Linked DNA regions of Homo sapiens: region 2 is linked to region 1. Evidence: chromatin contacts called from ENCODE Hi-C or POLR2A ChIA-PET data. All regions are on one chromosome and are shown on one strand. The core of a region is the stretch at or near the end of the contact, and the rest is flanking DNA. Distances in the headings are between cores, read along the strand shown. Region 1 overlaps AOPEP (aminopeptidase O (putative)). Region 2 overlaps FANCC (FA complementation group C).

Region 1 (6,633 bases), core at 3,589-6,088:
GAAGTGGCTTTCCTGATGCCATTTCTGTGTCCATTTCTATGGGAGCCTTACCCTTCTCACCTGGTCAGAGCTTGATTGCCTTAAAGTCCTGCATTTTTTCCCAGGCTTTGATTACAATGGTACTAATTCACACAACTAGAATCATCTTCATCATCTGAGCTAGTGCCTTTTATGCCCAGAGAGATTCTAACTTGCCTTGTTCCTGATTGGAAAAGGATATGAGAGAACTTACCGTGGAGTCAGAATGTTGTCTATCAGGTTTAGGTTGTATACGATCACCAGAAATTCATCCGGCCAAACACTTTTGGGTGTATCTTTGGCTACCTCAGTATTCTCTAACTTTAGGGTTCTTGGCAGCAGGAAATAATCTTTTCCCATGTTATATTTAGAGAGACCATTAGAATGACCTTTTTGCAAAATTGTGCTGTGGTAGATATAATTTAAGCTTATGCCTCAGCTTTGTCCAGAAGATGCCTGCACACTCCAGTTTCTCTGTGGTTTAACACGATCTGAAAGCTTTGCAATAGAGATTATATGAACTGAAATTACTGTAGCACATTATATACCTGTGTAAATACATGAGAAAAAGATACTGTGGTGGTTAATTTAATCAGTGGCCTTTTTCACTTTGCGAGACCTTTGACCACATTCATGCACAAGCACAGTACTTGTCATTAGGTGGGCATTGCAGCCTTTTTAGTTAAATGTTCACCAACAGGCACCTTGACTCACTCTCTCCACAAAGCAAGGTTATCAATCCAGGGACTTTGGCCAGAATTAAATGTCAAGAATTATATTCTTCATGTCATCTTATTCTGACAAGTTTTTATGGGCCTCCATCCATTTTCTTACTCTCCGTTGTGGTGAAATGCCTTCAGTGCTGGAAGCTGTGTTCTATGAACCATGCTGCTAGAAGGTGAGGCTTATCTGTACCTAGCCATATTGGTCTCCTGAGCGCTGGCCTTGGGTAAGTGAAAGGTACTTCTTACATTTGGAGAGGAATTATTGTTGCATTCTGCCCATATTGGGACATGCCAGCATCTTAAGATTTTTCATTATTCACTGTGAATCAAGTGAGCACCTGTAGTTATAATTGGCTGGGTGCAGTGGCTCATGCCTATGATTCCAGCCCTTTGGGAGGCTGAGGCAGGAGGATCATTTGAAGCCAGAAGTTTGAGACCACTCTGGGTTACAAAGTGAGACCCCATCTCCAGACCCCATCTCTTAAAAAAAAAAAAAAAAGGCTGGATGTGGCATGGCAACATGCCTGTAGTCCTAGCTACTCAGGAGGCTGAGGTAGGAGGATTGCTTGAGCCCAGGACTTGGAGGCTACAGTGAGCTATGACCCTGCCACTGCAGTCCAGCCTGGGCAACAGAGTGAAATCCTGTCTTAAATAATAATAGGCCGGTTGCGGTGGTTCAAGCCTGTACTCCTAGCTGTTTTGGAGGCTGAGGCGGGTGGATCACTTGAGGTCAGGAGTTTGAGACCAGCCTGGCCAACATGGTAAAACCCCGTCTCTACTAAAAATACAAAATTAGCCAGGCGTGGTGGCACACACGTGTAATCCCAGCTACTCAGGAGGCTGAGTCAAGAGAATCACTTGAACCTGGGAGGTGGAAGTTGCAGTGAGCTTAAATCATGCCACTGCCCTCTAGCTTGGAAGACAGAGCTAGATTCCATCTCAAAAAAAAAAAAAATAATGAAATAAATAATGATTAGAGGGGTTTTTCATTGTGTTTGAATAAAAGACATGTTAGCAGGTGAAAAAATGGAGTACTGTTGGATGTAGGTTTGAGTAGATAAGTTCTCTTGAGTCCTGTGAGTCAGGTTCTAGGAATTCTCTTTCAGTTCCGCCTTTGATGGAATAACTGGCAGTGGTCGGATGAAGCAGGCTGGGGTCTGATCTGTTTCCTTAAAAGGCTGGCTCAGTTAAATTTGTTCTGAAAGTGGGTTGGGAAAAATACTGTATCAAAAGTGCCTCTGTATTCCTTAATAACAGCTTTTGATGGGCTGTGTAAAGAACATTTAGATTACTATTCAGTAAAATGGTTTGTGTTCTTTCGAGGAGTTTGAGCCTGTAACTTTCATTTGGTTCATGGTTCTCCCTCAGTCCAAGTCTTTTATTCTAGGTAATCCCAGAATTGGATCTTTAATTTGTGTGTACTGCTCCTTCCTTTCTGAGTTATGAATTGTCTCTAATTTGGAGATTGTTCATATGGTGATACTTGAAAACATCTAACCGAGGGCAGGAATTGTTTGTATTTTGGTGAGAAGTTTTATTGTTTGGAGTCTTTAGAGGTCCCCCCACAACAAAGTTTATTCTAAAACAAGATTTTACTGCTTTCTCTTATCTTAGATTGAAGCTAGTCTATTGATTCAAACACATGAATACGTTTTTGTCCTGTAAATTTTCACTGCTGCACAGAGCCAGTCAAGCCAAGAATTGAAATGAGCAGTCTTTGCTTGTGAGTCTGTCTGAACCTCTGTCTCCTAAAAGTTGTCTACATCTGCAAGATTGCCTCACCTCCACAGCAAGAATAATAAACATGTTTTACCATTTATTTTGTGTTATTCCCAGGCATGTTGGTGTTTGCAGTCACATGGAATACCCCTGCCGCTTCCAGAATGCTTCTGCCACCACCCAGGAGATCATTCCTCATCGGGTCTTTGCCCCTGTGTGCCTCACGGGTGCCTGCCAAGAGACCCTTCTGCGGCTGATCCCTCCTTGCCTCTCAGCAGCACATTCTGTTCTGGGAGCACACCCGTTCTCTCGGCTGGATGTTCTCATCGTCCCTGCCAACTTTCCAAGTCTGGGGATGGCCAGGTATGTTGTTCCATTGTGGCACTTGGGGTACATACATTTTGGAAATTCTTTGACTATGTCTTGCTTTCCTTGAGCTCTGTCAGAGCAGTCATTTGATTAGAATGGAGGGGCTATGGTTGCTCATGCTTGGACATCTCATTGCTGCCTTGAGGGACAATTTTAATGCAGACTCCCTCATGCACGAGCCTTTGAGTGTCATGGGCTCAGTTCAGACTGTGTTGAAAAGAAAAGGCTCACATTGTTGCTGGGATTGAGAATACATAGTGCCCCCTGAGTGGTGACTGTTGGATCATGGCTGATCAGTGGCTGTTAGCTTGGATGATGACAGCATAATGCTAATGAGCCAAAGGTTATAGCATCAGGCTCTGGGCACAGTAACATGACTTGGTCCCAAGGCCACAGGCTACTCACCTAATCCTGACCAGCTGTCTTGTCCATTCTCACCACTGGTCACAAGGGCAATGACTTGAGAGACCCTGAGTCAGATAGACTGTGGATGGATCAGTGTAAATCTATCCCTACTGCTAGAAAAACAGCTCAAAGCAGATGGCTTACTGTGGGGGTTGGAGGAGGAGTCACGTGCTACTATTTTTTAACAAATGCACTTTTGCTGTTGTGTCCTGGTTTGGTTCCCTGTATTTATTTAAGCTAAAATCTATTAATTAATGCCATTGTTCAGTCATTAATGGGTATCTGTGTTCCACTGAGAAAAGATAGAGAATGTACTTGGTTATATTTCCATTTTAAAATCTTAATCATTAGCAGTGAATATGCTTGACTAAGGATGGGAAAAATAAGCTCATCAAAACATGTGACTTCAAGTTTTTCCCTATTAGTCAAGGAAATTCCTGCTGCCAATTAATTCCCATGCTTTTGAGCAGCTGTCATTTGTGGTGTTTTCCCTGAAAACTGCACACATTCTTAGTAAAACCATGAGCAGAAAAGAACTGACCAGAACATTTGCTTTTGATCTTTACTACATGTATGTACTTTAAAGACTGGCTGGCTTGCCTTAATCCTTGAGGAGGTCTGAGAAAGTCATTTAGACTGATTTTTATCCTATGTTTATGAAGATAATGGGAATGCAGGAACTAGGATAATTATATATATTTGGTTACGTGCATCATATAATTGTCTTGGATGTCTATATATAGAATTTTTCTTAATGGAGGGGGGGGCTTCTTTTGTCCCTTTGAAGAGTCTGCTGGCCTTAATTTAAGTAGTAGAGGTGTTGGTGAAAAAAGAGTTGTTCATTAAATGTTTCTTATTTGTACATGGGTTTGAGGGGCCCTATTTACTTGGGAGTTTTTAGCACTTCATGAGAATTGCAGTTTTTTAAGGCATGTTTGCTAGCAGTTCCAAGTTCTGGCCTGAGGGAACCAAAGGCAGAGTATTTTTCATGCACAGGATTCTGTTTTCTATAGCTCCTTCCTGACATCAGTCTGCCAAATACAGAATGAGTTGACCTGCAGGCAATTCTCTAAAGCTTCTCTTTTCAAGTTTGCATGCCCAAGCAGGTAGGCTGTGTGTTTGCTGCTTTTTGCGATATTTGAAGTGATTTAAACATGCTTAACTCTGTATTTTTAGAGTGGCAAGCCTGAGTACCATAAGACCAAATGGTCCTGGGCACAAATTTTGAAAAATATGGTGGTGATCATAACTTAGCAACAACAAGACTGCTTTTATGCTTAAAAGCAGGAGAACCGTATATTCAAAATTTGTGGTTGGTTGTCAAATACCATTTTTTTCCCTTCCTTTTAGACTGTGGAAGTAAAGTCTGCCCAGGTCTAGATGTTTTTCTGGACTTATTACCATTCCCTGGATGAGAGCTGTGGAAGGGGGATTGTGGTCTCTTCCACTGCCAGGTGGGGTGGGGAAGGGAGGTGCTCTGTTTTTCCAAACTCTGGCTTCAATTGATTCTGCTTGCTTGGCTTGACTCTGTCGGGATCCCAACACCTTGGGCTACATGCAGCTGAGTGGGGTTTATGACTCAGCTGGCTACTGGGGCCCTGCTGCTTTATTTATGGTCGAGACTTTGCTTGAGGTTTTATAAAGCAAAGCTAGAACAAAAACGATGGTTTTGTAAGTCAACTTCATACCCTAAACAGGAATAGAGAAACCTCAAGGCTAGGAGGAGTCATCCAAAAAGACCTCCATACTGAAACCTGCCATTGTCTTCTTAGTTATAATATGCTGAGAGATCAAAGGACTTCTTGGTAAATTAAATGGCTCTTTCCCGAGTCCATATTTTATAAACATGTATGCAAGATCGTAAATTCCATACCTCTGGACTTCTTTAGTGATTAGGTCTTAATTATAATGAATACCATTTTATACCATTTCAGTATTCTTTTTTGGCAAATGATATTAAACATTCCCTCATGAACTAAAATGGGTAAATTATTAATCATGTTAAGCAGTTTCTGAGAATTTTAGATAATATAATGATTTCACTATTTTGAATATTACGTATCATAGTTTTTATTGAATAAGCTTAAAAGTCTCCTCTTTGATTCTGTTTTTGAGCTGGATTCTGATATTTCAGTGAAGTGAGGAAAAACACATTTATAAAACTTGAATGTATGATAATGACAAATCAGTTTATAAGAAGGTAAATAATACACAAATAATATTTTAGAATTTCGAATGCTTTTCAAACATGGCAGTAACTAGAACATTTATCAATACTGCTCTTCATGATTTTTGTCACCTTTTAATATAACAGGAGCCATTACTAACTGACCCCCTCCCCTACCCTGGTCCTTTTCCAAATCACTGTTCCAGGGGAGAGGGACTTTAATTCTTTGCTGAGAAAAATCACTAGTTTGCCTTTCAGATGCTTTCCTCAGTGGGTGTGTGTGGGCTTTCAGTTTTTGTTTCATTGTGTTTTTGCCTTCCATGAAGACTGAATCTGCCATATCAGGAACCGTAAAGTATACATTTCTTGACTTGACTACTATGATGTCTGTATGAAGATATGCATGCATTTAAAATGCATCTCTGAAGTACACACAGCTCTCTTCCTGTTGGTTTAATTAATATTCTACTGTTTTCATTGTGTCCTCGTATGTTCTCAGAGTCTCTGCTGGGGATTGACTGGCAAGCCTAGTTTCTTAATTTTGAGAAATAATGAAAGGAGCTCATCATCACACTTACACTCTCTGTTATAACAGCAGTAACGTTAATGGAATCATATTCTAGAACCAGGCATATGACAGTTGCTTAAAAATTAACACCTTAATCTTACCTTTGTATGTGTGTATAGGAAATGCTTTGCTTTGCATTTGTCTCTCAGCAGTTCACAATTACATGTCATGGCATAGTTAGGTTGGCAGAACTACCTAGCTGTCGTCCATATATGTTCTTTTTTTTCCTTGTATTTGAATTTCAAGAATCTCTTGCAACTTATTTCAGAGTGGTTTTCTGTGAAGAGCACTGAAGTTAAAAAACCATGTGCTGTGTAGTTCTGCTTCATGGCTCAGCTGTTCACATGCATCTTCACCCTTCATCCCACTGGGAAAATTGAGGGGAAAAAAATGACTATAGTGTGGCCGATGACAGGTGACAGATTGTTTGAGCTTTTCCCCACCTGTTCTATACCAGATAATCTTGATAATTTGGTTATTGTTTATTTATTCTTGCAATAAATATTTATCAAGCGTATACTGTGTGCCAGATAGTACTTACGATGCAAAGCCTACAAGGGTGAACGAGATAGAGGAGGCCTCTGTCCTTATGAAATGGACATTCTAGTCAGGGGAGAAAATTAGTGTACGTGAAACAAGTAATTAAGATGTATGCTATGAAG
Region 2 (5,846 bases), core at 1,024-3,523, 310 kb after region 1:
AGAGATACGTCAGAGGGCAACTGAGGAAATGTCAAGCCCATGAGGAACCACCTGCAGGGATGACCTGAAGAGTCTTTGGGAGACGCCCTTTACTTCTGGTTCACGGAACCCAATACTGTTCTCATGCTTTTCCCAGCCAGTACCTATCTCTTAAGCCTGGGGAAGTAAGATCTGTCCATGTCACACAGAGTTGAACATCAAAGAATCTAATCTTTTAATTTTAGTTTTGTGGGGTTTTAAGACACGATCTTGCTTGGTCAGAGGCTGGAGTGCAGTGGTACGATCCTGGTTCACTGCAGCCCCAACCTCCTGGGCTCAAGCGATCTTCCTACCTCAGCCTCCCCAGTAGCTGGGACTACAGGGGTGCACCACCATGCCCAGCTATTTTTAAAATTTTTTTGTAGAGATGAGGTTTCACTATGTTTCTCAGACTTGTCTCAAATTCCTGGGCTCAAGTGATCCTCCCGCCTTGGCCTCCCAAAGTGCTGGAATTACAGGCATTAATCACCACGCTTGCCCTCAAGTAATTTTAAATTCAGGTACATGGAAGTAGCTAGAGATTGCATAAGCAGCCCCCGCTGAGACTGGGAAATGCCGGGTTGCGGATGCCCTAGGTTTCTTCTTTTCTACCTACACACTCCTCCATCACTAATGTGTTGATTTCAAAATAGACGGAGACTGTAGTAAAGCAGCCAATAAGGAATTAGGAATAGACTGCCTGACTGCTTTCCTAGGGCTGTGATGAATTCACAATATGATTTCAGGTTTACAGTGGAAAAAAAGGCCAGGAAAGAAAATAAGTGAGCATTATGCAAACAAATGTCTTTTCTTGAGTGAGCTGCTCTGGTTTCACAGTCATCCTGTGGTTTTAAATACAGCTGAGCAGCACGTATCTGCAGTTCTGTGCAGCATCTGCAAAAGTTTTCACATAGTGATAGATGCTATAATCGAACACACAAGGAAGGTAAGGCGAGTGATGGACAAACTGCTGCTACTCCACAAGGCCAGCGCCTCCCTCCTCTGAACTCCCGCGGCCCTTGGTGCACAGCCTTTTGAAGGTATTTTTCGTTTCTTCCTTTTACTAGCTATTTAGATGTTTATTTCGCATTTCCTCCACTTGTAGTGTCTACACAGTCAGGGCTCGTAAGTGATCCTCTTTTACACCCCTCTCCCGGCCTTCACAATGGGTATGAAATAAATTTCTGATAAACAGAAGATCATGCCACTAAAAAACACTTCTTCAATCTGTGACCATAACACTGTTTCCCAAAGTAATATACAGACAGCTCTTCTAGGAACTAGCACAAGAGGTTCTTGTACTTCTGCCCGAAGCCACCTATTTATATTTGGACATAAATCTACAAGTTACACAAACGGAAAGGTAAAGGGTTGGGCCCATGCCCATGCACCACCTCACCGTTTATTTACTATTTCCAAACTGAGACACTAACAACTCCAGTACATTTTCTGGAGCTCACTCAGCGTCCCCTGTTGGCTGACTTTAGGCTTTGCTGATCTGACCTAAGCGTAAGGTGAACCCTGGGAGAGTGAATTCCTCATTTTTCTGTCTTGTTAATAAAGTTTTCCCAAGAGTTTTCATAAAACTGTCACCCAGAGATCCCACCCCTAGCTCCAGCATCTGAGAAGACAGTGTTAGGGGATCACCCTGGGCAAGAACCTACATCTTCTCGAAAAAGGAAGAGGAATTTAGGTTTTGTAAAATGCTCTGAAACTTTGAATCATTTGCATTTCTCAAACAGATCTACTCACTCAAGTCTCAGAAAAAAGGCAGGCCCAAAATGGCATAAAAAGGAAATGTGACTGGCTCGTTCCCTTCTGTCTCCTCTCCTCCCATGCTCCAATAAGGCCCCTTTCTGGCTGGCGCAGTCTGTGCCCATGTCAGGACTGCCTTCCATCAGGTTTCAGGCCTCAGAGGGAAAGGATGCCCTTATTCTCTATTTCCGAAATGTCTCCTAAGCGTGAGCTCACAGCCACATTCCTGGATCAACACCAGTCGAATGAAGGCTGGAACCATCACTTCCCCAGCTGGATAGCCTTTGGAAGGCTGGCAAAGGATATCAGGAGAGGCTGTGGATGAAGCACCTTACTGAACTCTCTCAAAATCCTTCCCTTAGCTTGGTTAGGGGAAACTTCCCCTGCATTTCCTCAGCTTCATCCATCATTTTGTCTTTTCTTCTGCAACAAGGCTGCACAGAGTAGAAAGAATGAAAAGCAAACGAATGTACTGTTTTATTCTGACTCAGCCAAGTCTTAGCCTGTTCCTGGCATCTGGTGGATCTGGTTGGCACCAGAAGAGCCTGTGTTATCTGGAGGCAGACTAGCAACACCTACCAGAGGCCATTGTTTTTTTGTTTGTTTTCTTCTTTTGGTAAGTGATCACAACTGGGAAGCCAAGCAGACTCTCATATCAAAATCCACAGAATGTGGGATCCTGGGGGCTTAAAGGGATCTTAGAAATAACCAGTTCTGTCTCCCTCATGCTGTAGATAAGGGCCTGATGAGGAGGTCATAATTTGACAATGCTCTTCCCAGGAAATCATTCTGATGTGGGCAAAGTCAACCCTAACTCACCTTGAGGGTCTTGCAGCAGCACCATGGCAAGAGATGGAGAAGTGTAAGGAAAGTAGGTCTTGAGTGCAAACCGCAGCTGCCACAGGATGGAAAATCCAAAGAGCATGAACATTAAGATTGAAACGGGGTCAGGAAAATACAAAACTCTGAGTCCTCTGCCCAAAAAAGACCCACCAGTACTAACATGGTCAGAACACTTTCTTAAACATTTATTTTTTGAAAAATAAGCTCCCAATAACCTCATATTTTCCAGAATAATTAACCTTTTTAAAGTCACCTTCTGGGACTTAAAAATTTATGCTCTTGATGTCTTTATGAGTTCTACTTCACATGAACCCAATTATACAAATAAATCTTCTGTTTTGGAAAGACTTGCCAAAGCCGTTGTGAGATGTTAGGTATTTCAGCATTTTTTTTTTTTTTTTTGAAACGGAGTTTTGCTCTTGCTGCCCAGGCTGGAGTGCAATGGCGCGATCTCAGCTCACCGCAACCTCTGGCTCCCGGGTTCAAGCGATTCTCCTCCCTGTCTCCCAAGTATCTGGGATTACAGGCATGCGCCACCAAGCACTACTAATTTTGTACTTTTTAGTAGAGACAGAGTTTCTCCATGTTGGTCAGGCTGGTCTCGAACTCCCGACCTCAGGTGATCTGGCCGCCTCGGCCTCCCAAAGTACTGGGATTACAGTGAGCCACCATGCCCGGCTTGTTTTTGTTTTTTTATTGAGATGGAGTCTCCTTCTGTTGCGCAGGCTGGAGTGCAGAGGCACAATCTCAGCTCACTGCAACCTCCACCTCCCGGGTCCAAATGATTCTCCTGCCTCAGCCTCCTGAGTAGCCGGGATTACAGGCACATGCCACCACACCTGGCTAATTTTTGCATTTTTAGTGGAGATGGGGTTTCACCATGTTGGCCAGGCTGGTCTTGAACTCCTTAGCTTAAGTGATCCACCTGCCTCGGCCTCCCAAAGTGCTGGGGTTATAGTCATGAGCCACTGAGCCTGGCTCAGCATGGTTTTTAAAATAACAACAAAAGTGTAAAACTGTGCTCGCATTTCGAGGGCCAAAGAGCTACAGCTATCTATGCCCCCAAGGGGCACAGAAGCTTTTTTAAAAATTGAGGTAAAATCTATAACGCATGGAGTGCATGGGCTTTAAGTATATGAGGTTTTGGTAAATGTGCAAATCCATGTGACCACCACCCCAGTGAAGACACATTTCTATCACGCCAAAAAGTCCCCTTCCAATTCTTAACAATCATTCCCTCCACCCCACCCTGGCAACCAATGTTTTGATTTTGACAAGAGAGATTAGTTTTGCTTATTCTTGAATTTTGTGTAAAGGGAACATAAAGTATGTTTTCTTTTGTGTCTGGCTTCTTGGGCTCAACATATTTTCTTAAAGATTAAGCCACGTTATTGTGTGCGAGTAGATCATTCTGTTTTTATTGCTCAGAAGTAGTCTGAATTGTATGAATATGCCATAGTCTGTTTAGCCATTCTCCTCTTGATGTGCATTTGGGCTGCTTCCAGTTTGGGGCTGTCATGAATAAAGCTGTAGTTAACATGCATACATATGTCTTTTCATGGACATGTGTTTCTGTTTCTCCTGGGGATGCCATCGGAATGGAACTGCTGGGTCACAGATAGATGCTTGTTTAACATCGTAAGGCCATATGGTTTTCCGGTGTTGTACCATCTTACGCCCACCAGCAATGTATGTGAATTCCAGTTGCTCCACATACTCCCCAGCATTTCATCCATTCTAGTGGCTGGGAACATAACCCTATGTATGCTTGCTTTCCTACCTGTTTCACTCTGCACTTTCCTGATGGCAAATGACGCTGAACAGTTTTCATGTGCTTACTGCCAACTTATGTATCTTTTTTGAAAGTATATATTCAAGTCTTTTGTCCATTTTAAAAACTGGTTTCTTAGGCAGTTATAAGAGCTCTTCATATATTCTCGACACAAGTCCTCTGTTGTATACATATATTACAAATATTTTCTCCTAGCTAACGGCTTGCTTTTTCAGTTCCTTCTTTCTTCCTTTTCTTTTTTTTTTTTTTTAATTGAGATGGAGTCTTGCTCTGTTGCCAAGCTGGAGTGCAGTGGTGTGATCTTGGCTCCCTGCAACCTCCACCTCCCAGGTTCAAGCGATTCTCCTGCCTCAGCCTCCCAAATAGCTGGGACTAAAGGCACATGCCACTATGCCCAGCTAATTTTTGTATTTTTAGTAGAGACGGGGTTTCACTATGTTGGCCAGGATGGTCTTGATCTCTTGAACTCGTGATCCACCCACCTCAGCCTTGCAAAGTGCTAGGATTACAGGCATGAGCCACCGTGCCTGGCCTGCTTTTTCAGTTTCTTAATGATATCTATCAAAGAATAGAAATTTTACATTCCTTTCTTATTTTTTGAGATATGGTTTCACTCTGTTGCCCAAGCTGGAGTGCAGTGGCATGATCACAGCTCACTGAAGCCTTGATCTCCCAGGCTCAAGTGATCCTCCCACCTCAGCCTCCCGAGTAGCTAGGACAACAGGTGTGTGCCACCACGTTCAGCTAAATTTTGTATTTTTTGTAGAAAAGGGGTCTTACTTTGTTGCCCAGGCTGGTCTCCATCTCCTGGGCTCAAGAGATCCTCCTGCCTTGGGGCTCCCAACGAGCTGGGATTACAGGAGTGAGCTATGCCCCCAGCCTAAAAGTTTTAAATTCTGATGAGGTCTAATTTATCCATTTTTTCCTATGGTTAGTGCTTCTGAGAAATCTTAGATCACCTCAGTGTCAAACAGATACATTATCCTATGCTCTCTCTAGGGGCTTTATCTTTCTAACATTTCTGTTGAAGCCCATGATCCTCTCAAATTAACTGTTGTGTGCTTTACAAGGTAATGTTTGAGGTTCATTTTTCTACATATGGACATCCAGTTATTCCAGCATCATTTGTTGAAAACGTTCCTTTCCCCATTGAATTGTCTTGGCATCTCTGTCAAAAATCAGTTGGCCACATATGTATGGGTCTATATCTGGACTCAATTCTGATCTATCTATGGCTGTCTTTTTGCCAATACCTCACTGTCTTGATTACAATGGCTTTTAAAATCTTTTTTTTTTTTTTTTAAGACAGCATCTCGCCCTGTCTTCCAGGCTGGAGTGCAGTGGTGTGATCATGGCTCACTGCAGCCTCCACGTTCTGGGCTCAAGCAATCCTCCCACTTCACCCCCCGAGTAGCCGGGACTACAGGCATGCATCACC

What was found. A loop is a pair of places that touch in the nucleus more often than their neighbours do. ChIA-PET counts read pairs that join two places held with the same protein, here RNA polymerase II (POLR2A). Pooled maps may share reads with other maps.
Region 2: a loop to region 1 is called in a pooled map, with 1.9 times the contacts of the local background. The contact joins two enhancer-like sites. A Hi-C loop is called at or near these places in 2 of 168 maps with a recorded cell type or tissue (right cardiac atrium and sciatic nerve) and 1 of 50 pooled maps. POLR2A ChIA-PET finds 5 or more read pairs at or near these places in 2 of 52 experiments (K562 and WTC11).

The regions. Positions count from the first base shown.
Region 1 is chr9:94,798,178-94,804,810 of GRCh38, forward strand. AOPEP (aminopeptidase O (putative)) reads left to right here. Exons shown (of 17, transcript NM_001193329.3): 5 at 2,580-2,825. LOC124902220 (a long non-coding RNA gene) reads left to right here and starts at 2,137. Exons shown (of 2, transcript XR_007061676.1): 1 at 2,137-2,267; 2 at 2,358-2,579. Within about 2 kb of position 4,839, at least 2 of the 41 ENCODE cell types and tissues checked have a DNase peak (open chromatin) inside an H3K27ac peak, as active enhancers do.
Region 2 is chr9:95,114,723-95,120,568 of GRCh38, forward strand. It overlaps FANCC (FA complementation group C), which reads right to left. Exons shown (of 15, transcript NM_000136.3): 11 at 2,593-2,668. It also overlaps a transcript of AOPEP not described here. Among named protein-coding and RNA genes, the nearest start is that of MIR3074, 32 kb to the left of the region's middle. RefSeq lists a silencer at 1,725-1,804. Within about 2 kb of position 2,274, at least 4 of the 41 ENCODE cell types and tissues checked have a DNase peak (open chromatin) inside an H3K27ac peak, as active enhancers do.